Linked DNA regions of Homo sapiens: regions 1, 3, 4 and 5 are each linked to region 2. The links are chromatin loops, found by intact Hi-C in ENCODE. Cell type or tissue: B cell. All regions are shown on one strand. Links, peaks and the distances in the headings refer to the core of each region. The heading gives the core; the rest is flanking DNA. Region 1 has its middle 37 kb from the start of IQSEC1. Region 2 overlaps NUP210 (nucleoporin 210). Region 3 overlaps NUP210 (nucleoporin 210). Region 4 has its middle 19 kb from the start of IQSEC1. Region 5 has its middle 26 kb from the start of HDAC11-AS1.

Region 1 (5,814 bases), core at 1,122-5,121, 220 kb before region 2:
AGCCTGGCCAGCCATGGCCTGAGTGAGCTCCGGACTCCAGCCCAGAGGGCGCCGGGGAGCAGCCCCGCATGCTGCCACTCGTATCTTATGGCTATTTACACCTAGCAAACAAAAAAATTATAAAAAAGCATAAAGGAAAAAAAAGAATCACTCATAACCCCACCGCCTGGAACCCACCAGTCTACCTTTCTGCGAATTTCCCCAGGGGATTGTTTTTCCGTAATTGATGTCCACGCTATAGAGTTTTTAGCTTTGCCTTCCACTTTGTTCACTGACCATTATTTCACAAACATTCTTTCCCCTCATTTTTTAAAACCCTAATTTCTAACAACGCCCTTATACCCACACATGTGGCTGTAATATAAATCATGACATGGAATCCCTAAGTTTTGTTATTGCTAACATTTTGTGATCATAAAGCAGTGTGGTGAGGCATTTTCTTATTTTTATCTAGTGGATTTCCTTCAGGAACATTTCAAGAAGCAGAATTATGGGTGGAAACATGTGGCCATTTTTGGGGCTCTCAGTGCAAGCGCCTGCACTGCCTTCCAGACACCACGTCCCATTTGTATCTCCACCAGCGGCAATGGGCATGCACATTCTATTTTTTTTTTTAGCCACATAGCACTCATGTTTCCTCTTGCCAAGATTCTCCTTTTGACGAAACACCCCCCTACATTGTGAGCTAGACTTGGTGGGCAAGTCAGCCAAGGCCCTGGGTGGACAAACTCATCCCTCTGAGTTTGGAATCCTGAGCTGAGTGGCTCCAGGGTAGAAAACCCAGCAGCAACCTCATTGCTCCTGTGTGTTTGCCATTTGGGTCTGCTTAGCATGGACAAAACTTAAAAACACATCAGTGAATCAAAAAGGGTAAGTCGCAACCAGATAAGCATCATCTGAGAGAATGTGTGTAAATCTCACAAATAAAACAGAAGCCTGTGGATCACACAGCCCCTCTGCTGGAGATGGGGTAGGGGGACCTGCAGGTCATGGCCCCCGAGTGAAACGTCTTGAAGGCAAATGCGGTAAACAGTGGACAGGACATCAGTCAGAGACAGTGTGGCCTCTACAAGTTCAGGCATCACATGGTCAATGCGTCCTGGGGCCTGGCCATGGATGCATGCGTCCAAACAGCTCCCAGAGGCAGCTCCAGTGGCCTCCAACCACCAACATGGAAGGGGATGGCCAGAGCGTGGGCAGAATGACTCTCACTGGGGAATCGCGGGGTGGTGTACAGGCATTACCGAGGGACTGGCATGCGCAATGCTGCATGGTGAAGGTGGAGGCTGTGACATAAGGACGGTCCACCTGGGGGAGGGTGGGGAAGCTATGAGCAGCCGAGGCCCCCCTCCTCCCTCCCATTCTCCCACCACTCTTTTTTCTTCTTCTTTTTCTTTCTTAAAAGAAGAGAGATGAAGGAAATAAGGTGAAATACAAATACCAGCCAATCTGGGTGGTGAGTGTGTGGATAGACAGAGCCCTCGATCAGGTAACCTGAGCTCATATCCAAGCTCTGCCACTCCCCGGGTCCAAAACTGCTTAAAGAAACTGCACCTGCCCCCAGAGGCTGTGATATTTGTCCCCACCCAAATCTCATGTTGAAATGTCATCCCCAATGCTGGAGGTGGGGCCTGCTGGGTGGTGTTTGGGTCATACGGGTGGATCCCTCATGCTTGATGCTGTCTTCCTGATAGTGAGTTCTGGCAAGATCCGGTCATTTAGAGGTGTGTGACCCTCCTCTCTCTCTCCTGCTCCCCTCTCCTCCCCTGCCCTTTCTCTTCCTTCACCTTCCACCATGAGTGGAAGCTCCCTGAGGCCTCCCTAGAAGCTGAGCAGATGCCACCATGCTTCCCGTATAGCCTGCAGAACCATGAGCTGATTAAACCTTTTTTTTTTTTTAAATAAATTACCCAGTCTCAGGAATTTCTTTATAGCGGTGCAAGAATGGCCTAATACAGGCTGTTACAAGGGATAAATTCTTTTTTTTTTTTTTTTTTGAGACGGAGTCTAGCTGTCGCTCAGGCTTGAGTGCAGTGGCGTGATCTCGGCTCACTGTAACCTCCACCTCCCAGGTTCAAGCGATTCTCCTGCCTCAGCCTCCCCAGTAGCTGAGATTACAGATGGGCACCACCACACCCGGCTAGTTTTTGTATTTTTAGTAGAGAGAAGGTTTCCCATGTTGGCCAGGCTGGTCTCGAACTCCTGACCTCAGGCAATCTGCCTGCCTTGGCCCCCCAAAGTGCTGGGATTACAGGCGTGAGCCACGGTACCCGGCTGGATTAAATTCGTTTTTGTTTATGAAGTGCTTAGAATGGTGCCGGGCATATAGGAGGTGTTATAGCAGTATTAGGCTATCATTTTTATTTTCCGTAGGCCTGAAACATTTTGTAGTTAAAGAAACCCGGCCGGGCGCGGTGGCTCACACCTGAAATCCCAGCACTTTGGGAGGCCAAGGCGGGAGGATCACGAGGTCAGGAGATCGAGACCACCTTAGCCAACATGGTGAAATCCCGTCTCTACTAAAAATACAAAGATTAGCTAGGCGTGGTGGTGCATGCCTGTAATCCCAACTACTTGGGAGGCTGAGGCAGGAGAATCGTTTGAACCCGGGAGGCCGAGGTTGCAGCGAGCCGAGATCGCGCCATTGCACTCCAGCCTGGCAACAGAGCGAGACTTCGTTTCAACCAAACTGTCCTGACTCTGTCTTCCACAGGCCTGATTCTGCACACCCACCACACCCCTTACCACCTGAGCCTGACATCTCACTCTGGCCTTCTTGAACACAAAAGCCCTGCCTGCTACCTTGGGGACACAGGGGCTTTCCAGGCTGCTGAGCATCTGCAAGAGCCAGCTTCCCCAGCCTCAGCCGCCTGAGATTTATGCTCTGCACTTCCTGTCACGGGTGTGGAGATTTACACTGGGTGAGTCGGGACACCAATTAAAGGGCCGAAGTAAATGAACCCTGTCTTAAAGAGCTTACCCAGGAAACAGACAGCCAGCTCAGCAGTAAACAATGACGATGCCTGGGGGGAATTACCGCACCAGCTGTCACCCCCATAAGAAAAAACAGGGTGGTTGGAGGAGCATGAAGATGAGAGTTCAGAAAGTGGGTGAGAAACTAAGAGGAACGGCCAGGGCCCCTGCCACCCAGCAAAGTGCGCCAGAGAGTGCTCATGCCCACTGCCCCAGCACAGCTCCTGCCCTGCAGAGGCTGGAGAGCAAAACACTGCATTTCCCAGGTACCATACAGCTGAGTCTGGGAGGAGAGTTCTGTCCTGACTTACGTTTTCTGATCCTCAGCCCACCTCCCCAGTGTGCCCAGGGCTCACCACACCCCACTAGCTTGGCTCCTTCCTGCTTCTCATTAGAGAGAGCTGTAATGCCTAAGTGAGGTGAGGCTACTGCTCTGCTACCTTGGCAGCCTCGTGGGTGGTGAGGGGCTGCTGGTGGCTTTCTCATCCTTAGACTGACAGCCTCCTGACCCCACCTTCCTGATGGGGCCGAGGCTGCAGCTCGCTGGCCAGGCCAGTTCTGCAGGGCTATTCTGGGATTGTTCCTGGAGGCCCTCCAAGAGTCTGTACCTGCAAACTTCCCACTGCGGGTAAGCACCTGACCCCTGGGCTAAACTCCTTCTAATTGAGAGCTGAGTGTTAGGGACTGAATGTTTGTGTTCCTTTAGAATTCATATGCTGAAGCCCTAACCCCCAATGTGACAGTATTTGGGGGTGGGGCCTTTGGGAGGTGATTACGCTGAGATGAGGTCATGGGAGTAGAGTCCCCATGATGATATCAGTGTCCTCATAAGAAGAAAAAGAGGCATCAAACTTCCCTCTCTCTGCCATGTGAGGACACAGCGAGAAGGCAGCCGTCTGTGAACCAGGAAAAAGGCACTCGCCAGGAACCCAATCCACCAGCAACCTGACCTTGATCTTGGACTTTCAGCCTCCAGAACTGAGAAATATATTCCCGTAGTTTAAGCCCCCACAAGTCTCCAGTAGATTATTATAGGACTCCCAGCAGACTAATACACTGGGTGATTTTGTTTTCTACAGCATCCCCTGCCATTGCCCTGGACAGCCCTCCCATCTCCTCTCCTTGCCCCAGCCCCTGCACCCTCATTGCTGTTCCCTGCACTTGCCCGCTTTGCACACGCTGTTCCCCTGGTGGGCTGCCCTGCCTTCCATCTCCCAGCTGGACTCCTACTCAGCCTCCAAGGCACCTGAACTGTCACCTCCCCTGGAGCCATTCCTGACATCTGTAACCCTAATGCAAACACACAGAGGGAGTTAGCGGCTTCCTCCTGGCCCCTGCTCTAAGTTCAACATTCACCACGGCAGGTGCCTGGAAGGACTCCCATGCTGGAGCTCTGCAGTGGACAGGGCAGCAAGCGCGGAGGTCACTAGCCAGCCCAGCCAAACCAGCTGGGTGACCTTGGGCAATTCCCCGACCTCTCCCTCTGAAAAGGGAGGCAAGACTGGTAACACCTGCCAACAGTCCGGAAGAGTCCCCGGCACATGTGCAGTGCTGCATGGGAGGTGGCGCTCACTCTCAGTGAGAGGGACTGACAACCAATCAACAAAGAGACGTCCGGAAAAAGCTCTGCCCAGCCCTGAGAGCCAGGAAGAGGACAGTCTGTCTAGGGTGGTCAGGGAGGGCTTCCCAGGGAGGGCACTGCGTGCTGGCCCCCAGGCACCTCTGAGCACCTGCCATGGTGGATGCGGCAGGAGCCTCGCACAGACAGTGGGCCAGGTGGTCCCGCAGCAGAGTGTGGGCTGCAGGGCCAGGGAGCTGCCTGCTGGCCTGCAGCTTTGGGTACGGGGGCGAGCAGGCCCACCTGCCCCTATGCCCCTCCCCTGACCTGGCCACACAGGCCTGACCACAGGGCCCAGGTGACACACGGAGGAGGAAGCCTGAATGACTCTGGAGGCTCCCACGAGTGGAAGCCACCACTGAGGTTCACGTCGTCACTGAGGCCAGGCCAGGGAGAGCCTGGTGAGACATGAGACAATGCTGTCACATGAATCAGTTCTGAATGTGCCAAATTTCATTCTGCTGTGATTAAAAAGCGGCTGGCGCATCATAAACTCACTGTGAGCATCAGTCACCGGGTCGCAAGCAGACACGCCTAGAGCTGCTCTGGGAGCTGCTGCTCTTTCCAGGCTCCTGCTGCATGCCTGGTGTGGCAGGTGTGGGCTGCCACTAGCTGCCTTACAGTGAGGAGACAGAAGCCCAGAGAGGGCAAGTAATCAGCTGAGGTCACACAGCTTGGGGGAAGCAGAGAGAGGGATGTGAATCTTGGTCGGCTGCCCCTTTGCCTTGGTCTGGGGGAGGCAAAAAAAAGTGCTAGTCAGGAAGGGCTGATTGATGCTGAAGCTGGGGACCAGGGTGGGTTCAATATGGAAGAGGCAGCAGGTAAACACATAGGCCCTGAGGCCAATCTGCTCACCCCTTACTGCTGTGTGATATTGGCCAGCCCCTTGACCTCTCTGGGCCTCAGCCTGTGCATCTGTGAAGTGGGGATGACGCTTGCCCACCCAGGGTGCTGTGTGAAGATGAGGGAAGTTGCAGCAGTGCAGCACCTAGAGGAGAGCTTGGCACACAGCAAGAAGCCTGCACCTGCCGCCCCTCAGGACTGTTTCCTGGGGTGGGCACTGCCCTGGGCATAGGGAGGTGGGGCGCGGAGAGAAGACGAGGCCTCCACCCTCTGGGAGGGGAGGAGAAGTGCATGCGGCGGTGGGAATGTGAGGCAGTGGTGATGGTGTGAGGGGCCAAGAGCCTCCTACACTGTCGAGAACGGTCACCAGGGCAGCCCCC
Region 2 (5,814 bases), core at 1,057-5,056:
CTGAGAGGAGTAAAGGCCACACTCCCCAGAGTGTCCCAACCTAGTGACAAGGTTCTTACTTCCCAACACAGCAGACTGGCCTCTCTATGAGAAAACCCACCCAGGAGTGTCCCAATCCATGACTTGAATAAATGAGATCACTATTTACATTGCAAGAGGGCCCCCTGGGCTGCAAATGTCCAGTTTCTTCAGAGAACCTGGCTCTTGGGGCATTTAAAGAAACGAAATCCTCCTCGATCGCAGGGGCAGCGCTAAGCAGGCCACAGCATGCCCTGCAGGCCACCAGGGGAAGGAGGGAAATGGGGATTTCTGGAGCCCAAGAACCCGAGCTCCATAAACAGCAGCCCTTGTTTCTCTGAGTCCAGGTGAAAATCTATCCTCGCTCAAAAGCTAGTGCTCCAAAGGTCTGAATTTCTTTAACAAAGTTCAGTGGTGCAGTGTCTGGTATACAGCTAGTGCTCAGTACATATTTGTTGAAATAGGATGAGCAGTCAGTCACTTTCACTCACCAAAAACTAGAGCGGGGGATTTGCTGCCAGGCACCCATTTTGAAACAAAATGATGTGAATTAATGAAAGAGGTCTGTGACCCAGGCAGAGTCTAAAGATTTAAGTGAGTGTGTGTCTTCTGTCATCCAGGGTTCAGCAAGTGGTGATGATGAGACATGGAAAGAAAATTCCATTCAGCAAAACCCCAGGACCTGACCCAGGGATGCTGATGGAGAAGGTCCCATCCGTAAGGAACACAGAACGGCAGAGGGCAGTGCCATGATATGGCAGAAGGACACGGCCCAAACCAGACAGACCCCATCACTCAACCCCCATGCAAGCTTAAGCAAGTCACTCTCACTCTGAGCCTCAGTCTCCTTGTCTGGAAAATGGGCCACCTCATTCTCAAAACCACAGTGGATGTCACGTACTGGATGTCACGACTTGTATGGCAGGTACTGAGCACAACATTCAATGCTCTTAAGAACAGACCATGTTCCAGACACTGGGCTGGCCCAGAACAGGAGCTCCACCATGGGTGGTGATAACATCAGTGGCCAGGCACAGTGGGTGGAGCACCCGCACTCCAGTCAGGAAGCTGTGGTGCCAGTCCCAGCTCTGTAACCTTACGCCAATCATGGACCTTGCTGGGCCTCATCTATGAAATGAAGTTCTTGGAATCAATGATTTCCCAAGGATCTTCGGCTCTGATGACCAGAAGATGCTGTAGCTTTTTATCTACCTAGGACCTTTGCCCCTGAGTTACTCTAAATGCCTGTCTACAGTTTCTTAGCTGGAAGGTGAACGTATTCACTTTTACACCTGAGAGGCATATTACCTCAGTGCTATTGCTTTCATTACTCCAAAAAGGAGGAGAATGCAACCCTACCTTTACAGCAACAATGATGGTTTGGTTGGCCCCAAAGGGCTCTTGTGCAATCACTTCGATGGTGGATGTCCCGATCATAGACCCTGATGCTAGAAAGCCTTTCTCATCAACATGCACAACTGGAACCTTTTCGGGTCCATCCAGGACGCGGTAGCTCAGAGAGGCTGCACCATCCCTTTGGAAAACAAAACAGAGCTGTTTTTGTAGATGGCAGCAGTGGGAGTGGGCCTGGATACAATGCCAGGAGATCTAAGAGTCTGTGGCTCCTCATGCTCCTGGGAGGAAAAAAGGCCCAATCTTGGCCCCACGGACCTCAGGACCACGTGCCGTCAGTTGTCTGAGGCTTCATCAGTCACCCACGGAAAAGTAATTCAGAAATCCAATGGTTCCGAGCAAAGTGTGGCGTCTCACTCTTCCCAGAGCAGTGCCTGCCGTGGGTCAGCCAGCAGGGAGGGAGAGACTATGAGGGCAGTTTCTTTCATCAGCTCCATGGGACATCTACTGTAAAATATCATTTCTGCAGCAAATTGTTCTCAATTTACTGAAGCAAGGCATCCTGGCATAGTGGAGGATGGGGCTTTGAGTCCGACAGAATCCAAAGCCGGTCCCAACATGTCCTGCCACCAGCTGTGTGCACATTATGTCCCCTCTTCTCTCGGCGTTGACTTCTTACTTGGTAAAAGGTGTGTAATGATCCTGTCTTGTCCTATTTCTAAGGACTGTCAACAGGATAAAAACAGACTACCCGCTAAGAAAACTGTTAGCAAACTACTGATACTATGTACTGGGTAGGAAGCAAATTATGCCGTATCTGTTACCCTTTTACATATTTATTAATATAATAAAGAAACCCAGGAAGCAAAGGCCTCCAGCTCCCACGGCTAGTTTCCATCATCTCTGTCTCTTCCACAGCCCTATAGATGACTAGGAGCAAATGTTATTGCCTCTGCCTAAACATTCTTCCCCCACCAACCCCTTCCTCTTAACCTGGGGAACTCTTATTCATCCTTCAAGAACTGCAGCCCGAGCATCTCCATCTGGGACATGCCTCCCCTAAATCCCCATGGACAGCACCCTTCTTTGGGCTCTGGTTTGAATACTACACCTTGCTTTTTAATAGCCTTCTCCTGCTACCCTCCTCCGGGGCACCCTATGTCACCCATATCTGTGTTCCTGGAGCCCAGCATGGAGCCTGGCACTTTGTTACTTTTGGCTGAATGAAAACATGTATGTGTTTCATGCAACATGTAAGTGTCCTGTGGCCCGTGGAGTCTCCCGCTTGGCAACTGCCATTCAAATGCAAGCCACTGTTACGAAAGGCATCCCCTTGGAATCAAAGGTAGGAATTAGGTTTGCAGAAGAGCTTTAAACAGCTTTTCCCAAGCGTTACTGTGCGGCCCCCTCGCCTGGGGATCTCCCTAGGGTGCAGCTTCTCCCTGGGCAGGTCTGGGGTGGGGCTTGAGAGCTGCATCTTCTCTTCCCGGTGATGCTGATGCTTCTGGCTCATGGGCTACACTCTGAGTGGCAAGTCTTGAAACACAACATTTCTAAGCTGGTGTTTTTTTCCCTTTTAAAGACTGAATTTTAGTACCTCGCATAAAAATGTTTCTAGGCTACAAGGAGGAAAAAGAGACCCACAGTGAGAAGTGATTTCAAGAAGCAGAGGAGCACCACAGAGAAGAGAAGGAGCAGGCAGAGGCCTCACCCATTCCAAGCACAGCAGGAGAAAACCTCCCTGAAAGTACCCATGGCTCCTGACAGTGTTGACACATGAGGTGTCGGATGCAAGCACAGCCGCACAACTTTGCTGGAAACAAGAGCTGAGTCACGTACCTGTTTGTCTGCAGCTTTATATATGAGTTGGGCGACATTAATATTTGTTCTGCTTCTATTTCAGGGTTGAGCAGCTGCAGCTTCTCAAACACCTGCAAGAGAGGGCAAGTTTCACTTCCGATGGGGCACTGGAGTCACATTCAGGCCAGATGTCTGCTTCTCTCCTAGCAGCAAGAGCCGAGGAGGGGCCAGAGAGGAGAAAAGCGGCTTTCTCGTCTGTCAGGTCACTGATGACATGATGTGAAGGGCTGACCTTTAAGAGGCCAAAGGTGTGGCCGGGTAGAGTAGCTCAGCCAAGGCAACACAGCAAACCCTCAGTCTCTACAAAATAATTTTAAAAATTAGCCAGGCATGGAGTGTGCAACTGTAGTCCCAGCTACTTGGGAGGCTGAGGCTTGCACTCCAGTCTGAGCAACAGAGCAAGACCCTATCTCACACACACACACACACATGGCCAAAGATATGATGAGAAAAGACAGGCAGGCTCATGTTTGTGTAGTCTAATGGGAGCTCCTTCAAGGAGCCTGGAAACACAGGCCTCTCCCTCCGTGCCCAGTGAGGAAGAACTTTACCTGCCAGGATGTGAGCGCGGAGGGCAGCACACACAACTCCAGCACCAGGGTTTGCTCAGGATAACTGTGCCAGGACTGAGCCTGGGCAAGGTGCCACCGAACTGCTCCCTTCTCTCACAGAGACATCCTGCTCCTCACTGCCACCATCTCAGAACAACCCCCGTTCCACCTCCCAGGCTCCTCTGGCTGGCTCTGGCCATGTTCTTGCAGGATCCACATAGACACACACAGGGGCCTGGTGAGGAGCTCAGTCCGGCAAATGATCAGCCTCATGAGGTCGGCTCAGATCTGATCCTGGGACGCCCAAGTGCTCCAAGGCCCTGGTGGCTCCCCGAGCCCATGGCAACAGCACTTACCTGGGAACTCCAGGCCCCTTCTCTGCAAGACTTCAGATGTGTCCACCACCTGTGTAAGTCCCCTCTCTCAGGCCCCTCAGGGCTGCTGCCTCCTCGGCCTCCCAGCCTGGCTCAGGGGCAACCACTCGCTGGCAGGTAAAGCTGTGCCCTGAGCTCTCCACTGGCCTCTGATCAGACCAGGTGGACACCCCTCGGGCCTGAGCCCTGGGCCATGGCCAATATCATCGGATCTGACGAGTGATTCTCTGAGAGGAAGATGGCCTGATTCCACCCCTCCCAGCTCCTCTGTGCTCTGTCCACGTAAGCCTAGATTTCCTTGTGTGTAACATGGTCCACAACTAACGTCCTCTCCATGCCTGTCTTGAGAGTTGTGGGCTCCATATGAGGTGACAGGAGGAACAACACTTCCCAAACGGTGAGAAACAGCCTTTGGGAGCTGGGTGGGGTTTTGGCGTCAGGTGAGACGAGGCTGACTCGGATGCCCCCTTCCGGCATCCACACGGAAGCCACCTCACTGAGTCTGACTCGGACACACTTACTGCCTGGTAAATACATTCATAAATAGGATTCCTTCTATTTTTTTTTAAACCATGCATTCCTATTTTCTCTCTTTAGATGGAGGGGGAGTTGTAAGATATTTCCCACTTTCCTGTTAACTATAAGAAAAGCAACAGCATGAGCACCATGGTAAATGGCAACTGATACTTGATATCACTGTCAGGGAGAAAACAGGGAGTGGCGGGGCCTGTGGCAAACTGGAGAGTGCAGCTCTAATGGAGTCAAGGTTGCTTCTCATTGCCTGCTGATTTTGCTGTGGCAGACACCATATCTTTAGGACATGCTGCATCTTAGATTTTTACCTGGAATCTTCCTATCTTTACATGACAACAAGCTGTCTCAAAGGCCTGAGTGAGCCAAATAAAACACGTTTGTAGGCTGGATCCAGATTCTCTAGTTTCTGATTTACTCAAACTCTACCTGCTGTCAGATAGGGAAACAGAGGCACAGAGCTGCCAAGTGACCCAACTGAGGTTACAGAATTTGGAAGCTGCAAAACCCTGCCTTTAATTCCATGATAGGCTCCAGGACTTACTTCCTTTTAACAAAGAACATGCATTTGGTGAGTGTGGGGATGTGCATGTGTACCTCTGTGTTGTATGTATGTGTCTCTATGTATGTGTGTCTGTGTGTGCATGTGTGTCGTGTGTGTGTGCATGTGCAGGCAGGGGTGAGGGGTTGGCAGATCGGTGGGGGTTTTTTTGTGGGTGTTTCTTTCTTGAAAAGTTTGCTTCTTTGCCCCTGATCAGGGAGGTGCTTGGGTTAGACATAGTTTATTTCTTCTTGAGGCGGGGACTAGAAACTGTTTCTTTTCTTGGGACATATAAGGAACACTTTTTGTTTTTCTTTACAGCTTAGGAGCACCCAGGGGTTACTGAGGCCCAGAGGAGCAGAACGAGGCCCTTGAAGACAAAAATGCTCTTCAGAGCCAACTTGCCAACTCTCCACCTTGCAGAGGGGCCCAGAGGGGCAGGAACTCGCCCACAGCCCATCCTATAAGTAGCAGGGACAGGCTGGATACAGACACAGGGCTGCACCCCAGGCAGGAGAACCACTAGACGCAGTCCTGACCCCTGGCTCTGAACAAGGCGCCTCCCTCTCTGAGGCTGTTTTCCAAA
Region 3 (5,814 bases), core at 585-4,584, 82 kb after region 2:
GTGAGGCTCTTGGACCCAGGCTCCTCATTTGTACAGTGCAGTCATTCTTACCAAAGGAGTTTTGTTTATTGTTCATTTTTAGGATTAAGTGGGGGCATAGTATGCAAAGGGATTAACAGAAAAATTGGTTCTTTCATTTTGGCTCCCTCTGTCCATCCCCCCTGTCACCACCCCCACATCTCCTCTGCAACACTGGAAGCCCCTGCCTCTGGACCTGCAGGCTGTGGCCAGGAAGGGCAGTTGCCTAGACACCTGCACCTGCCGACGGCCCCTCCCCACCATCAGGCTCCTCTTGGTTGGACACCTGCCCTAGCCCAGTCACATACAGGTATGACTTGTATTCGTTTATTTACTTATTTATTTATTTGAGACAGTTTCACTCTTATCACCCAGGCTGGAGTGCAGTGATGCAATCTCAGCTCACTGCCACCTCCGCCTCCCGGGTTCAAGCAATTCTCCTGCCTCAGCCTCCCAGGTAGCTGGCATTATAAGCGCCCAGCACCACGCCCAGCTATTTTTTTTGTATTTTTAGTAGAGATGGGGTTTCACCATATTGGCCAGGCTGGGCTCGAACTCCTGACCTCAGGTGATCCGCCCTCCTCGGCCTCCCAAAGTGCTGGGATTACAGGCATGAGCCACTGCATCTGGCCAGCCACTGCACCCGGCCTAGTTTTTTTAATAGACAGGCTCTCACTCTGTTGCCCAGGCTGGAGTAGAGTGGTACAATCATGGATCACTGCAGCCTTGACCTTCTGGGTTTAAGCAATCCTCCTGCCTCAGCCTCAGGAGTAGCTGGGACCACAGGTGCCTGTGCCACACCCAGCTTTATTTTCCTTTTCTTTTTTTTTTTTTTTTAGTAGAGACAGGGTTTCGCTATGTTGCCCAGGCTGGTCTTAAACTCCTGAGCTTAAGCGATCCTCCTGCCTCAACCTCCCAAAGTGCTGGGATTATAGGCATGAGCCACCATGCTCGGCCCTTTTCTTATTATTGTATTAAATGGATTCTTCTTTACTAAAAAATTACTTTAAAAGGAAACCTTGGCCAGGTGTGGTGGCTCACACCTGTAATCCCAGCACTTTGGGAGGCAGAGGAGGGCTGATCACCTGAGGTCGGGAGTTCGAGACCAGCCTGGCCAACATGGCGAAATCCCGTTTCTACTAAAAACACAAAAATTAGCCGGGCATGGTGGTGGATGCCTGTAATCTCAGCTACTCAGGAGGCTGAGGCAGGAGAATCGCTTGAACCTGGGCAGCAGAGGTTGCTGTGAGCCAAGATCTTGCCACTGTACTCCAGCCCAGGCAATACAGCAAGACTCCATCTCAATTAAAAAAAAAAAAGGGAGGCTGAGGCAGGTGGATCATGAGGTCAGGAGAGCAAGACCATCCTGGCTAACATGGTGAAACCCCGTCTCTACTAAAAATACAAAAAATTAGCTGGGCATGGTGGCGGGCACCTGTAGTCCCAGCTACTTAGGAGGCTGAGGCAGGAGAATGGCGTGAACCCAGGAGGCGGAGCTTGCAGTGAGCCGAGATCAGGCCACTGCACTCCAACCTGATCAACAGAGCAAGACTCTGTCTCAAAAAAAGAAAAAAAGCCAGGCACAGTAGCTCACGCCTGTAATCCCAGCACTTTGGGAGGCCGAGGCAGGCAGATCACGAGGTCAGGAGTTCGAGACTAGCCTGGCCAATATGGTGAAACCCCGTCTCTACTAAAAATACTAAAATTAGCCAGGCGTGTTGGCACATGCCGGTAGCCCCAGCTACTCAGGAGGATGAGGCAGAAGAATTGCTTGAGGCCGGGCGCGGTGGCTCACACCTGTAATCCCAGCACTTTGGGAGGCCGAGACGGGCGGATCACGAGGTCAGGAGATCGAGACCATCCTGGCTAACATGGTGAAACCCCATCTCTACTAAAAATACAAAAAAAAGTTAGCCGGGCGTGGTGGCAGGCGCCTGTAGTCCCAGGTACATGGGAGGCTGAGGCAGGAGAATGGCATGAACCCGGGAGGCGGAGCTTGCAGTGAGCCAAGATCGCACCACTGCACTCCAGCCTGGGCGACAGAGCAAGACTCTGTCTCAAAAAAAAAAACAAACAAACAAAAAAGGAAACCTTACACACTAGTGTAAATAAGAATATCACAGCATTTGTCATCCATCCAGATGACTCAAAGCAGTGTCAGTAAGTCCTGGGGGGAAGCTGCTACCTGCAAAGACTCTAGGCGTCTGCCTGTTCTCTTGGGAGACAGGCAAACATCAAAGAGTACAATGAAAAGATGGTGTTGGCCAAGGCCCGAGCAGGAGAAAATAGGGAGTTGCTATTTAATGGGTACAGAGTGTCCATTTGGGAAGATGAAAGAGTTCTGAAGGTGGATGGTGGAGGTGGCTGCACAACAATTGTGAACGTACTTCATGCCACAGAACTCTACACCTAAAAATGGTTAAGGAGGTCGATTATATGTTATATATATTTTACCACAATTTAAAATAAAAAAATATGTAAACCACATACAGACACCAGAAGAAAACTTTTATTTTGAGGAAAATTAAAGGACTGACAGTGAGTTTTGAAAGAGTGAATTTTTCTCATTCCCACTGTCGCATGAGGCCCCACTGGCACACAGAATGTGCTGGCGTCTGGCAGGCACTGCTTTTGAGGGGGTGCTCCCCACTCTTCACAACACAGGAACAGGAGGCAGGCAGGCCATAGGGGAACTCAGGGACCTGGGTCAGGCCAGAAAGCAACAGTGAAAAGAAAAGAGAAGTGAGAGTTGCACAAAGAACAAGGATGGGTGAGGGTGGTGGATGACACACGCCACCTCCCATCCACCCGCGGGGTCCAGCCCCTAACGGTGCCCAAAGGCAGTGTCTACAGAGCGGAAGCCACCTCGTGGGGCTGACAGAGCTCAGGCAGAGTGGGGGACCCACAAAGGAAGCAGGAAGAAAATCACCCAAGGCCCAAGTCAACCCAGGTCCACAGACACTTCCTGGCACTTCCCTGCTGCGGGCCTGGTGAAGGGAGTTGAGCAAGGCCCGGTCCAGCCCTGCAGGGGCCACAGCTACAGACAGCCCTCAGGGGCCAGGGAGAACGAGGCCCAAAAACCAGGCCCAGTCTAACCCTGCCCACATCTGACCTGGCATTCTCCTTCCTGTCTCCTAACCACAGCCCACAAGGTCCCACATGGCCCCGCCCTGCCAACCTCTCCACCCTCCCTCCCAGCCCTGCTGCCCTGGCCAAACGTGCTGCCTTTGCGCACTTCTGACAAGCTCTATCTCTCCTCCGGCCCTTTGCACTTGCTGTCCCCTCCAACTCAACCCCACTCCACTCCTAGTTCGACTCCCAGGAGGCTTATGCTGAGCGCCCTCCCCAAAACACATTCCATGCCTTGCAGTTCTGTTTCCTTCAGGACTTACTCCTGCCTCACATGCATCCACAGATCTCATCTTAATTAACCGTTTAACTCCGGCAATCAACTGTGAGTCCCTGAGAGCAGGGCATCTCCTGCTGCTTCACTGTCACATCCCAGGACCTCAAGTAGTGCCTGGCTCATAGTAAGAGTCACAGACAGGTGGGTGTGGTGGCTCATGCCTGTAATCCCAGCACTTTGGGAGGCTGAGGCGGGTAGATCACAAGGTCAAGAGATCTAGACCATCCTGGCCAACATGGTGAAACCCTGTCTCTACTAAAAATACAAAAATTAGCTGGGTATGTGCCTGTAGTCCCAGCTACTTGAGAGGCTGAGGCAGGAGAATAGCTTGAACCTGGGAGGTGGAGGTTGCAGTGTGCCGAGATCGTGCCACTGCACTCCAGCCTGGCAACACAGCGAGACTCCATCTCAAAAAATAAAAAGAGTCACAGACATTTGTCACCTCTTATTCAGTGACTCTCCAGCCCTCCTCGGTGAAATATGTGTCGTCCATCAGTGCTTGTCCCCTGGTGCTCAGGCAGGACGGGTCTTCACCGTGTGCCCTCTCCCAGGCCCTGCGGGAGCTCTGGTTTCTCCACCCCACTTTCTAACTGCCAGAAATGCCATCAAATAGGCCCAGATGATAACGCAATCGACCAAAGCCTGTGACTCTAAGGCCAGGCATAAGGAAGGAGACAGAGATTTGGCCTAGGTGTGTGGGGATGCAGCATGCACACAAATTGAGTGGTACAGGGGAAAACACTCTCAACGAAAAGAGCAGAAGTACAGGTGTGGGCTCAGGGAAGGCCAAGTGAAGGAGGTACAGAAGAGCAAACTGGGGGCCTCCCGTCGAATTCAACTCCCTCTTTTGGGTTGTTTCCACTTTGTGAATTTTTTATTTTGACTATGGGGCAACTTCTTACAGGCCCTGTTGCCTCACCTGTGCAAGTTTCCAGCATGTGACCTGCTGACGTGCCCGTCCCAGAGGCTCAGGGTCCCTGAGCCCAGCAGAAGCCAGCTAGGCCAGATGACACTCTGACTTGGCTCAGCGTGCATCCCTCACCCTTAGTGCCCAACTTCACCCACGAAGGCCTGTGAGGGGATTTGCTGCAGCTTCCCCTGCTGGGGCAGGGAGAGGGACCCAGGACATCCACACGCAAGGGTAGTGCTGGCCTCTGGCCTCCCACAGTCACCCCTCAGCAAAGAGGGACTCCCCAGGGGTCATCTGAACTGCCTGGGGTACAGCATGCCCCAAGGCCAAGCTCCACGGCATAGGGACCAGTGCCCTCCCTGGCCCTGAAAGGACTCCCATCTACCTGTTTGAGAATCCTTACACCTGTGACTGAGAAGTGCCCCAGACCACATAAGAGAGGGTGTACCCTGGTGCAGGACCAGGCCTGGCACACGTGTTAGATGGCTCCAAGGTGCCCAGGAGAGACTGTCAGGGGCAGGAAAGGAGAAGTCTGTGAACAGCTTGGTATGGCAGTCACTGTGCATGCTGTGTCTGGATGTTGTTCACCAGGCAGGTCCACATCCCCTCCCCACCTCAGCCAGGGGAGCTGCAGGTCGTAATTCAAAACAGAGTGTCTCCGCCAGAGGCCCGGGAGGTCGCACAACATCCCCTTCCCCAGGGGAACCAATGGCTGCCTGACAGTGGGTACAAAAGCTCAAAGCTTGGTCTCTTCGCCTGAAGGCAGGACAACCTGCAGGCAGCCTCCCTTCCCTATCCAGCTGCCCAACAGAGCACTTTCTCTGTAAACTAGGGCAGCAGAATCCTGCCTCAGGCTCCACCCCTGGGAAACCAATCTGAGCCACTCACTTTCTCCAAGACAGCGCCCCCTTGCTGGAGCACCCAGAATACCCTGGGACTCCATGACAGGGAAAGAATCAATGAGGAGGCAACTTCAACCCAGCAGAAAGGTGCTCAGACACGGAGCCCTCAGGAAGAAGCAACAGAGCAGTGCTTGGGCTTCAGTGCTAGCCAGTGTTGGCAGGGGAGGAGGTTCCCGAGGTGCCCAAATAACCAGGTTCAAGGCAATGTAAGAAAGGAGCTAGGAGAGGAAACATAAGTGACCGAAAAGAAACCAAAATGCTGCCTGTGATTGTATTACAGCTGGAAGATTATGGCATGATTTCTTTTTCGTCTGTTCTCCCAGTTTTTGATATGAGGTCGTTTTGTATATACCTTTAAAAGGAGCAAATGTAATATACTTTATGGAACACTTTCAATAATGCAAAATATCTAGAAGGAATCAGGAACTTGTCACAAAACCAGTGCTGGCTGGGTGCAGTTGGAGAGAATTAGAGCCTGGCAAATTAGCCAGAGGCTGCCAGTCCCCAGGTCTAATGGCGTGGGACAGGGAGGGGTCCCAGCAGCTCCTGCTCCAACTCAGTGTCCATCGCTACAAGAC
Region 4 (5,814 bases), core at 578-4,577, 240 kb before region 2:
TCAGGAGATCCAGACCATCCTGGCTAACACGGTGAAACCCCGTCTCCACTAAAAAATACAAAAAATATTAGCGGGGTGTGGTGGCGTGCACCTGTAGTCCCAGCTACTCGGGAGGCTGAGGCAGGAGAATGGCGTGAACCTGGGAGGCGGAGCTTGCAGTGAGCCAAGATCGCGCCACTGCGCTCCAGCCTGGGTGACGGAGCAAGACTCTGTCTCAAAAAAAATAAAACAACAAAAACAAACTACTGTATATTTTAAATTTCTATATTCTATATTTTGGTTTGTTTCCCTACTGTTAGCACGCTAGCTTCATGAAGGTAAGGATTTTTGTCTGTTTTATTCACTATACTCTAGTGCCTGGAATACCACCGGTATTTAATAAAATGTGAAATGAGTGACTGAATGAGTGAGTGGATGTATGAATGAATGATTGCAATCTGAGCTCAAGGTGCTGCTCCCCAGTGAGTCCCAGCACTCAGGCACACCCCCATCCCGTGTTGCACCTCTCTGTGTCCATGTGTGCCACCCACTGGCTGCAAGTCCCCCACAGGACATGCTCATGGAGTCTGTGGGGTGATTGGTGACAGGCCTGGTGCAGGGGCAGGTCCTGGTAGAGGTAGGCCCCACGCTGGGCTGAGAGACTCTACAGCCCACCACATCCCGAGAGCCCCTTCTCCCTCCCCACAGCCTGGTGTTGATTTAAAGGGACTTTGCTGGGCTTCTGCCATGTGCCAGGTGCTCTGCTGGGCCTGAGGAGGCACACTAAGGGGACCTGGCACCCTGTGACTCGTATGAGCTCCGTAGAGATTTTAGACTTCGATCCTTGAGCTCAGAAGGACCTCAGCCGGGGACACTCAGGCACAGACAGGCTGAGAATGGAACCCGGGTATCCACAGTTCCCTTGACCAAAAGCCCTGTGCGGAATTTGAACCCCAGCCGCGGGGACAGCACTGGAAGACTGCACGGAGCTGCCTGACCAGCCAGGAGGAAGATTAATTTGGATTTGGCTGGCCTGGCCTCCTCCTCACCGCCCACACTCCTCTGCCCTGATGACCCATTCTGTGCTCGGTTTCTACGGCCTTCTCCCAGAGAGGTTTGTAAAGACTTCTCGTCACTCCGGTCTTGACTCAGTGGACACTCTCTCAGGGAGGGCTCCTGCCCACCTCTGTCCTGCACTCCCTACGCCATCGCTCACTCAGGTGCATGCCTTGACCCCGTCACCACTCTCCGAGGGCAGCAGCATCGGTCTCTCTGCCAGGCTGCTGGTTGCTGTCCTCCTTCCTCATTGGCATACAGACTCCAGGAGGCCAGGGGAGTCTGTTTTATTCACTGAAGCAGGCTCAAGCCATAGACCGTGCCTGGCACATAGCAGATGCTCAAAAAATATTTGCCGAATGAATGAGGGAGTTTGTTTACAGGACAGATGCTGGAATGAGACCCAGGACAGTGTTGCTGGGCCTTTGACTTGGGCTTGGGCCTACTGAAACCCATGCATCTTTTCTCCCATCTCTTCCCCTGGCCTCCTGGCCTCCCTGCCCTCCCTGAGCACAGCCCTCCTTTGTGACTACTGCAGGAGCAGGGGCTGGGGTGTGAAAGGACCCAGAAGCCCAGGTGGGACGGGCCCACAATGCTCCCAGGAAGCCCGACTTGGCTGTGCCTCAGCCTTGCCCCCGCTGACCTGTCTGTTCACCCCAGCTGTTCCTATGACCAGGCCCTTGTCAGCCCTCCCTCTGTATTCAGGGAAACTGAGAGGTGCCTGAAGCTCCAACATAAAAAACAAAGACACAGGCAGGCAGAGGACACGTGTGGCACATTTGGGGAGTCTTCAGGGGTTTTCCTAGGAAAGCCACATCCTCTGTGGAAGCCTAGACTGTTCAGGCTTCCTCCCAGGTCTCCTCTTTGGTCTGGGAGGGCAGCTTGGGTGGGGTCGGGGTGGGCAGGACCTGGAGGCGCTGGAGCAGGGCAGTCATGGGGGAGGTGGTCAGTGTCCCCAGGCCCCCCAGGCAGTTCTAAGGGCCTGTGCATGGTCGAGGCCAGGAGGAAGCTAAGCACAGCTCTTTCTGGGGTCAAGCTACCCTGCACTGCGCGGGGTCAATTGCCCTGCACTGTGCAGGGTCAGAACTGACTGCATCAAAAGGGGCTAGTGAGATGCCTGTGCCTAGGGCTAAGCAAGCCAGCAGGGACATACCAGGCAGGAGAAGAAGACCTTGTGAGCTTCTGCCAGCTCTGAGGACACCGTATCACGGGGGTGTTTCCATAAAGTGCTCAGGGAAGTAAGTTCTGGGGTTAGTACAGCTCAAAGGCGCTAGGTGTAATGCTCAGAAGTTCCAGCAGAGGGCAGCGCGCGGCTGCTGCAAAGTCCTGCAAAGAGATACCTGCAAAACACGCCCCGGCTGACCACGGACGTCCCAGAACGCTGTTGACCTGGCTCCTTCCCAGGCCTGCCCAGGCCTCATTCCCTGGCCACATGTCCTCTCCCCATCTGGGTTAGGCTAAAATAATCCCAGGAACTGAGATGCTGCCAAGAAGACACAACACAGAGACAGGACCCTAAGGACCAGGAGCAGCGCGTGCCTGGGTGCTGGGGGCCTCTCTGAGACGGCGACATTTAAGCCAAGAGCTAAATAATGGGAGAAGTCAATTTTAGCCCCTAACCCGAATTATTTCTGTTCCCTCACCAGAACAATCTCAATGGTGTCTCCTCTATCAACCCCTCTGATGGTGGCCTCTTCGCGTAAAACAGTCCACCAACATTCAGGCCCTGCGCTCTCTGGCCCCACCCACCTTGCAGGGTTCCTGTCCCAGTGCCAGCCCCTCCTCACTCTGCTCCAGGCACGCTGGCCAACTTTCCATCTCCAAGGCCGAACTTCTTCGAGTCCCGGGGCCTTTGCCCTTGCTGTTCCCTCTGCCGCGAGCACTCTTCCCCCTCCCGTAGCCGGCTCCTCCCATTATTTAGCTCTTGGCTCAGAGAGGCCCCCAGCACCCAGGCACAAGCTGCTCCTAGTCCTCAGGGTCCTATCTCTGTGTTGTGTCTTCTTGGCAACATCTCAGTACTTGGGATTATTTTAGCCTAACCCAGGTAACAAGTGACTAAATCACATCTCGGTGGCTCCACACAGGTCCTGCCCCTGCCCAGGGCACAGTCTGTGGTTTCACCAACTCCAGCTGGGGAGGCGAGAGGATACAGAGAGGCATTAAGAGCAAATAAACAAACTCACTTATAAAGGAGACATCGTCCCTCAGCCAGAGCCTCAGCCCCATACCTGACAAGACTAATCGGGCTCAAGGACGGAAGGAGACCTGGGGCCTCCATCCCAGCCCTGCCTGCTGCAGGGATGCATGCTCCTCCAGCATCCCAGGCGGTGCCATCTGAGCCCCAGCACCTTCAGTGATGCAGAGTTTATGTCCTCACCGGGCCCCAGGGGAGACCATTAGGAAGCTTCCTCCACAGGAGGAGCTGGGCTCCACCTCCTGCCATGCGCAGACGAGGGGCTTCATCCAAGTAACTGGTCCCTGTGGCTCAGGGCAGGAACTGGGGAGGCAGGGCTGCCTCCTCCCCAAGCTCAGGGGATGCCACGAGGGAGGAGGTTATTCAGTGTGATTCCTACGTGTGTCCCCTTCATCCAGCACATGGGGTGTGTGGCAAACCCTGGACAAGGGGACACAAGACGCATGCAGCTACAGCCTGGCGGCAGGATCAGGCCCGAGCACTGATGACGACTGAGGCATACACAGTTGGATCCACTGTCTGGCATCCAGCCCCTCTTATCCCTGAACCTCCTCCCCACTGTTGGTCCACGTGACTCCGCTAGGTCTCCCCCTGTCCGTTCTCAGCACCCTCTAGGTCCAGGGATGTGCACGTGATCCAGCCTGGCCAATCAGAGCATAAATCCCTCTGTTCTTCATAGTGATTGGCTTAGAGATGGGCTTGTAACCTGAGTCAGGCCAATGAGAGTCAGCCCTGGCGCTTTTGCAGATCTGAAAAAGAGACCTCTTCCGGCTGGGGCCACTGAACTAACTGGCTGTGAGCCTGGGGTTCCTGGTGCCTATCGTGTTATACTGTAAGAGCAAACCTTCCCAAGAATGAAGAAACAGGGCTGAGGGATGAAGAGAGAGAGAGAACCGTGACATCCGATCAGGGTCCTCACTGATACACCGATGGTAGCAGGTGGCACCTCGTATCACAGTGGAGAAGCCGGTGCTGTGGGAGTTCTAGGATGGAAGGCACTTGTGGCAGGGAGATCATGGAAGAGGCAGGGACTGCATCAGGCCTTGAAGGATGAGAAAGTTAACACAGGAAGATGAGTGATCAGGCATTCCAGATGGAAGGCGAAGGCAAGGCTTGCAGGGGCTGACCTTGAAAAGAAGGATTTCACTTCCACCCCTCTCCCGGAGCCACCTGGAAGTCCCATCCCTGCTCTAGACTCCCTCCCCCAATCATATACAAAACACAAACCACAGAGGCTGGCGAGATGCAGAGTGATGTCTGAGCCCCTTTAATTTTGTTCCTTTTTGTCAGGAAGATCTGTGTCCACTCAACCTCTCTCTCCTCCTGACACCCCCCACCTGGTGCCAGACCCTGCACTAAGTACTGTTCGTGGATCAGCCTGTGAGACTGCTTCCACCATTCCCCTCATAATACAGTTGTGGAAACTGAGGACAGATAAATCAGGAGTATGGCCTGTTCCTGGCCATACTACTGGACAGAGGGCTGCAGGGCTCAAACTCAGGCTGACAGGCTCCAGCAGCCACGAGCTCCGGGATCTTCTCCCACTGAGCACGGTGTGACCTGCCGAGAGCACCTGACCCTTCTGGGCCTCCACTGGGAATTCAGGGAAGATCAATAGTTGAGTTCAATTGTTACCTCCCCAGGCAAGGGATACATTTCGATGGACCATGGACACAGACTGAACCAGCTGCAGGCCACACGCTGAGAGAGGAGCCCAGCAAGTGCTCCTAAGCTTGTGGCTGTGGCTGCGGTTTTGTTCGGTGGTGATCATGACCATTTGTTGGAGCCACACCTGGGCAAACGCTATTGCACCGAGAGCCCCCCTCCTCTCCACCTTGCTTCTGGTTTACTGCAGTTTAATAACAATGCTCCACAAGTCAACCAGCCCAAGAATCTACCTCCATCTCTGCCTGTGGGTGGACCCCAGGCTGCGATGTGTAGTCTGGTCCACAGTATACACTGTCTTTCCCAGAGGTGAGCCTGGCATGGTCCCCGTCGTTCCTGAAGGCCCCAGGGAGTTGGAAAGGTGTGGTCAATCCCCGACCCCCACCTCCCAGGGCATCTCTGAGGAACCTGTGAAAAATGCACATTCTCGGGTCTACCCAGACCTCCCAAGCAGAAACCCTGAGGTGGGGCCCAGCCATCTGGGATTTAACCAGCCTTGGCGATGCTGGTGTGCGCTCCTTTAGGGAAGTGCTGGCTTCGTGGAAACAGCAGCACCGGGGGCTGATGGACAGAGCTAAGAACATTTGAGACATGTGTTTCCTACTTAATGCATACCCAGCGCCTCCTCAGAGGCCGAGTTGCTTCCTGCTCAGTGATAATCATTGCCACTCCCCCCTCCTTTCCCAGCCATCTGGGGCCTTTTCCGCCACTCCATGACACTGGGTGGCTCGGTGGGGACGCTGAGGACGCAATCACCAGCCTTTTAGGAACTGGCGCTTGTAAAAGAGGTGGGGACGTCCTTCCTCAGAGGATGCTGAGCACGCCTGTCGGGACGGGCAATTTGCAGAGGGCTCCAGATGCAGCAGGACAATGGAGGCTGATTGGCAGGGAGCGGGCGGGGCAGCTTTTATTCCACAGCC
Region 5 (5,814 bases), core at 641-4,640, 120 kb after region 2:
GCTTGAGCCCAGGAGTTCAAGACCAGCCTAGGCAACATGGGGAGACCCTGTCTCTACAAAAAATAAAAAAAATCGGTTGGGCGAGGTAGCTCACGCCTGTAATCCCAGCACTTTGTGAGGCTGAGGCAGGTGGATCACTTGAGGTCAGGAGTTCGAGACCAGCCTGGCTAACATGGTGAAACCCTGTCTCTACTAAAAAAATACACAATTAGCTGGGCGCGGTGGCATATGGTTATCCCAGCTTCTTGGGAGGCTGAGGCAGGGGAATTGCTTGAACCCGGGACATGGAGGTTGCAGTGAGCCGAGATCGTGCCATTGCACTCCAGCTGAGCAATAAGAGCAAAATTCTGTCTCAAAAAAAAAAAATTCTTTTTAAATTTAAAAAATTTAAATTAAAATAATTAGCCGGGCAGTCGAGGTATGGGCCTGTGGTCCCAGCTACTTGGGAGGCTGAAGTGGGAGGAATGCTTGAGCCAGGGAGGTTGGGCCTGCAGTGAGCCATGATCAGGCCACTGTACTCCAGCCTGGGTGACAGAGCAAGACCCTGTCTCAAAAAAAACAAAAGAAAACAAAAAAAAGGGTTAAAAAAGAACAGACACTTCATAAAAGATCTACGAATGGCCATTAAGTACATGAAACTCACAGTCATTAGTCATCAAATAAATGCAAAGTAATACCACCATGAGACACCATTTCCTACCTATCAGCACCATCTCAAATGAAGTGTGGCATCAAATGCTGCCAAGGTTGTGGAACAACTGGAACTCCCATACACGGCAGGCGTGAGTTTGATCTCAAGTGAGTCCTGACCTCAAGTGATCCTCCCACCTCGGCTTCCCAAAGTGCTGGGATTACAGGCGTGAGCCACTGAGCCCAGCCCGCAGGCGTGAGTTTGAAACTGTACAACTGCTTTGGAGATTGGTTGGGCAGTTTCTTATAAAGTTAAACAAATTCTATGACTTAAGCAACTCTAGCTACTCACCCACGTAAAATGATACGTTACCAAAAAATACTGAGCACAAATAAATATTCACTGTAAGGCAGGAGGCAGCCGGGACCAGACTCCAGATCAGATCGAAGACTGGCGGAAACTGAGGAGAGGCGCTTAAAGCCCCTCTCCATAAGACACGCCCACCACCTCCATGACAGTTTACCATTGCCGTGGCAACACCCGGAAGTTACTGCCCCTTGCCGCGGCAACACCGGAAGTTCCCGCCCACTTTCTAGCTAATTCTGAATGACCCGCCTCTTAATTAGCATGTCTTTTAAAGTGGACCTAAATACGCCTACGAAACTGCCCCTACGCTGCTACCCTCTGCACAGTTCCTGTGGGGGTAGTCTTGCCGTGCCAGAGCAGTCGTCATTGGAGCTGTAATAGTGCCGCGCCGCCTCAGCAAAGCTGTTTTCTTCTACCTCCGGCTGGCTCTTCAGGTCTTCCTGGGGAAGCCAAGAACCTGCCCTGCATCAGTAGGGCAGGTTCACAATAGCCTAACTGGAAGTACCCAAATCTCCGTCAACAGGAGAATGCGGCCGGGCGCCGTGGCTCACGCCTGTAATCCCAGCACTTTGGGAGCCCGAGGCGGGCGGATCACTAGGTCAGGAGTTCAAGACCAGAGTGGCCAACATGTTGAAACCCCGTCTCTGCTAAAGATACAAAAATTAGTCGGGCGTGGTGGCATACGCCTGTAGTCCCAGCTACTTGGGAGGCTGAGGCAGGAGAATTGCTTGAACCCGGCTGGCGGAGGTTGCAGTGAACCGAGATTGCACCACTGCACTCCAGCCTGGGCAACAGAGCAAGATGCTGTCTCAAACAACAACAACAACAACAAAAAAACAAAAACAGGAGAATGCATAAGTTGTGGTATATTCATAAAATGAATACTAGTTAGTCAGCAATAAGAAGGATTATGGAGTTTCAGTAGTTACTAATAAACTTGAAGGCATGAACAAATCCCATAGGCATAATAGCTGTTTTGTTTTTCAGAGGCGGTCTTGCTCTGTCGCCCAGGCTGGAGTATGCAGTGGTGAGATTATAGCTCACTGCAGCCTCAGACTTCTGGGCTCAAGCGATGGTCCCAGGAGCCTCGGCCTCCCAAAGCACTGGGATTACAGGTTCACACCACCATCGCCGGCCACTGTTGAAGGAAAAATGCCAGACGCAAAGAGAATGTGGACTCTAAGATTCCATTATTTTAAGTTCAGTAACAGGCGAAACTAGCCGATCACATTAGAAATAAGAGCAGTGGTGGCCTCTAGTGGGGAGGGAAATTCATTAAAAAGAGACAATTTCTGCAGCGAAGGAAAGGTTCTATATCTTGATTTGGAGATTGAGCCCATACATACATACTTAAGACCAGCGTATTTTACCTTCACTAAAATATAATTCTTTTGGATTTGAAAATTTAATAATCAACTAAACACATTTGGACATGGACACGTCCATTCTGTCCCAATTTATTGAGCTCATCCTGTGTGTGGCTATCATTGAATCCTCCCAACACCTCCTTAAGTGGGTACTATTACTATTCCCATTGTTTAGATGAGAAAACACAAATGCAAAATACCTGAGCTACACTTGCCCAAGGTTTGCAGGATGGGAAGGTGAATAAGAGACTTATTCACCTTCAGGGGTTTGTGCTCCTGATCCCAGCGCTACCTGTTCTGGGCCCTGGGCTGACTGCTGGGAGCCTTCATAGACCCCACAGGCCAGAGGAGGAGACAGTGTGTGGGGTGGTGATGACCACAGGGCATGTCTAGTCCCTGGGGGATGGATGGGGCAAGGTCCTAACTCCACCTGGGAGGATGGGAGTGGGTATGGGAGAAACTCTGTTATGAGAGTGAGCTCAGGGCCACTGGGGGCAGGGGTAGGGGTCACCCTACAACATGATCTCATAACTGATCAGCTTAGCTTCAAAATGCATTTTAAAACCTTTTTTCTCCCTTTCTCCAGTCTTAGCCTTGAAACAGTCACACTTTGTTTCTCTCCCTTCCCACTAGACACTCCCTGCACTGCACTGGGCTAGTTTATCTAATTATGGGCTTGCTTAGAAATTCCAGAGAATAGGCCAGGCGCCTCACCTGCTTGAACTTTTCACAACTCCCCCTGGCCTTCTACCACAGTGCCCAGACTTGACTGCAGCTTGGATCCACCTGGGGAGCATACTGAAAGTAAAGATTCTGGCTGGGCACGGTGGCTAACGCCTGTAATCCCAGAACTTTGGGAGGCTGGGGTGGGTGGATCTCTAGGTCAGGAGTTCAAGACCAGCCTGGCCAACATGGTGAAACCCTGTCTCAAACCGCAAAAATTAGCTGGGTGCGGTGGCAGTCACCTGTAATCCCAGCTACTTGGGAGGCTGAGGCAGGAGAATCTCTTGAATCTTGGTGGCAGAGGTTGCAGTGAGCCGAGATCGCGCCACTGCACTCCAGCCTGGGCGACAGAGTGAGACTCTGTCTCAAAAAAAAAAAAAAAAGGCCGGGCGCGGTGGCTCACACCTGTAATCCCAGCACTTTGGGAAGCTGAGGCGGGCAGATCACGAGGTCAGGAGATCGAGACCATCCTGGCTAACACGGTGAAACCCCGTCTCTACTAAAAATACAAAAAATTAGCTGGGCATGATGGTGGGCGCCTGTAGTCCCAGCTAGTCGGGAGGTTGAGGCAGGAGAATGGCGTGAACCTGGGAGGCGGAGCTTGCAGTGAGCTGAGATCGTGCCACTGCACTCCAGCCTGGGTGACAGAGAGAGACTCCATCTCAAAAAAAAAAAAAAAGAAAAAAGTAAAGATTCCCAGATCCCCGTGTGGAGAGTCTCAAAAATGGAAAGCAGAGGCTTCTGAGGGGAATGTGTCAGCCTTTTCTCCTTCCTCACTTTCATTCATCTTCTGGAAAGGGGCACACATGAACTGCATGGACTTTAGTCACCTTGGTTAATTTCTACCTGCCTCCTAAGGAGGAAGGGGAGGTTGGGGGGTGATGGGGGTTGGAGGGTCTACAGGCCCACAGGAGGATTGGACTAAAGGTGTCCCATGAAGAGCAGTATTTAAGATTAGATTCAGGCTGGGTGTGGTGGCCCACACCTGTAATCCCAGCATTTTGGGAGGCCAAGGAGGGCGGATCACGAGGTCAGGAGATCGAGACCATCCCGGCTAACATAGTGAAACCCCGTTTCTACTAAAAATTCAAAAAAAATTAGCTGGGCATGGTGGCGGGTGCCTGTAGTCCCAGCTACTCAGGAGGCTGAGGCAGCAGAATGGCTTGAATCTGGGAGGTGGAGCTTGCAGTGAGCCAAGATTGCGCCACTGCACTCCAGCCTGGGTGATAGAGCAAGACTCCGTCTCAAAAAAAAAAAAAAAAAAAAAAAAAAGATTAGATTCTGAGAGAGTCATTCCACCTGTGTCCCACACACCAGGTAAGGGGTTGCTCTGATGTCTTCCTGGAGTTAGGTGAGAGCTTTGCCTGCTTTGTCTCAGTTCAGGAGAGTCTGTCCATGGGATGTGGAAAAAAAAACCTTGAGCAGGAGCTGGACACTGATGTATCATTTAGCAACTGTTGCATAACAAGGCACCAAACTTTGTTGCTTTAAGAAAACAGTGACTTAGTATTGTTTAGGACTCTACCGGTCCGCTGAGCGGTTCTGCCCTGGGCCAGGTTTGGCTGACCCTGGCTGGGCTCCCCACTGCAGTCATCCAGAAGCTCAGCTGGACTGGCAGGTCTAGCACAGCCTCACACACCTCTGCCAGTTGGTTAGCTGATGTTTGGGGTGGTGCCGTGTCTCCCTCCCTCCAGCAGGCTAGCCTGGGCTTGATCCTAGGGCAGTGGATGACACTCTATTTCCCGTGAGAGTAGAGCATGCAGGGCCTCCCAAAGCCTAGGTTTGTAATGGGTACCATAAACCAAAATGTATCTGTGACAGGTCTCAACCAATTTAGAAAGTTTATTTTGCCAAGGTTAAGGACATGCCTGCGACACAGCCTCAGGAGGTCCTGACGACATGTGTCTAAGGTAGTCAGGGTACAGCTTGGTTTCATACAGTTTAGGGAGACACGAGACATCAATCAAAACATGTAACATGTACATTGGTTTGGCCCAGAAAGGTGGGACAACTTGAAACATTCTTTTGAGTTTCTGATTAGCCTTTCACTGAATGCACAATTTACAGGAATAGTCACGTGCCTTAGTCTGGCTTAGTGAACCAATAGGGCAGAGGAAGCAATCAGATATGCATTTGTCTCACATGAGCAGAGGGATGACTTTGAGTATTGCCTGTTCTTTGTCCTCAAGGAATTTCTTTGTGGGTAAATTGCAAGCGTGGTATGTAGCTTTTTAAAATCTTGACCGGGTGCAGTAGCTCATGCCTGTAATCCCAGCACTTTGGGAGGCTGAGGCAAGTGGATCACTTGGGGACAAGAGTTTGAGACCAGCCTCACCAACATGGTGAAAGCCCGTCTCTACTAAAAATACAAAAACTAGCTGGGTGTGGTGGCGGGCACCTGTAATCCCAGCTACCTCGGAGGCTGAGGCAGGAGACTTGCATGAACCCAGGAGGCGGAGGTTGCAGTGAGCTGAGATCACGCCACTGCACTCCAGCCTGGGTGACAGAGCGAGACTCTGTCTCAAAATAAATAAATAAATAAAATAAAATAAAATAAAACATCTGTAGCTGTGTTATTTAGGAATAGAATGGGAGGCAGGTTTGCCCTATGCAGTTCCCAGCTTGACTTTTCCCTCTGGCTTAGTGATTTTCGGGAGACTTATTTTCCTTTCACAGTACAACCTCACTCCATCACATTCTAAAGACCAAAACAAGGCATGAAGCCAC

Evidence for each region. Hi-C counts contacts between places; a loop is a spot of excess contacts. Peaks named below come from ENCODE experiments on the same cell type or tissue, not always from the same donor. Only the 100,000 strongest peaks of a DNase experiment are listed, where the experiment ranks them.
Region 1: a loop joins it to region 2, with 18 times the contacts of the local background. A loop is called at or near these places in 2 of 110 quality-filtered maps.
Region 3: a loop joins it to region 2, with 8 times the contacts of the local background. A loop is called at or near these places in 9 of 110 quality-filtered maps.
Region 4: it touches region 2 in a loop (12-fold over the local background); 9 of 110 quality-filtered maps call a loop at or near these places.
Region 5: a loop joins it to region 2, with 16 times the contacts of the local background. A loop is called at or near these places in 18 of 110 quality-filtered maps.

Annotation. Positions count from the first base shown.
Region 1 is chr3:13,107,906-13,113,719 of GRCh38, forward strand. It overlaps a transcript of IQSEC1 not described here. Among named protein-coding and RNA genes, the nearest start is that of IQSEC1, 37 kb to the left of the region's middle. RefSeq lists an enhancer at 2,728-3,067. In B cell, for the core only: no CTCF peak of the experiment used is centred there; a DNase peak (open chromatin) is centred at 2,936; H3K4me3 peaks cover 1,162 bases; H3K27ac peaks cover 3,735 bases.
Region 2 is chr3:13,329,083-13,334,896 of GRCh38, forward strand. NUP210 (nucleoporin 210) reads right to left here. Exons shown (of 40, transcript NM_024923.4): 29 at 3,211-3,302; 30 at 1,378-1,552. Among named protein-coding and RNA genes, the nearest start is that of NUP210, 88 kb to the right of the region's middle. RefSeq lists a silencer at 1,677-1,844 and enhancers at 3,012-3,371, 3,692-3,741. In B cell, for the core only: no CTCF peak of the experiment used is centred there; DNase peaks (open chromatin) are centred at 3,309 and 3,989; H3K27ac peaks cover 1,587 bases.
Region 3 is chr3:13,411,393-13,417,206 of GRCh38, forward strand. All of the region lies in intron 1 of NUP210 (nucleoporin 210), which reads right to left. Among named protein-coding and RNA genes, the nearest start is that of NUP210, 6.0 kb to the right of the region's middle. RefSeq lists enhancers at 2,623-2,672, 5,073-5,222, 5,283-5,352. In B cell, for the core only: CTCF peaks have their summits at 2,845 and 3,048; DNase peaks (open chromatin) are centred at 2,289, 2,819, 4,102, 4,359 and 1 weaker place; H3K4me3 peaks cover 974 bases; H3K27ac peaks cover 3,443 bases.
Region 4 is chr3:13,090,002-13,095,815 of GRCh38, forward strand. It overlaps a transcript of IQSEC1 not described here. Among named protein-coding and RNA genes, the nearest start is that of IQSEC1, 19 kb to the left of the region's middle. In B cell, for the core only: CTCF peaks have their summits at 2,329 (motif pointing right) and 2,547; DNase peaks (open chromatin) are centred at 2,330 and 3,196; H3K27me3 peaks cover 333 bases.
Region 5 is chr3:13,450,705-13,456,518 of GRCh38, forward strand. No RefSeq gene overlaps it. Among named protein-coding and RNA genes, the nearest start is that of HDAC11-AS1, 26 kb to the right of the region's middle. RefSeq lists an enhancer at 907-1,488. In B cell, for the core only: CTCF peaks have their summits at 2,263 (motif pointing left) and 2,465; DNase peaks (open chromatin) are centred at 1,207 and 2,147; H3K4me3 peaks cover 1,648 bases; H3K27ac peaks cover 1,185 bases.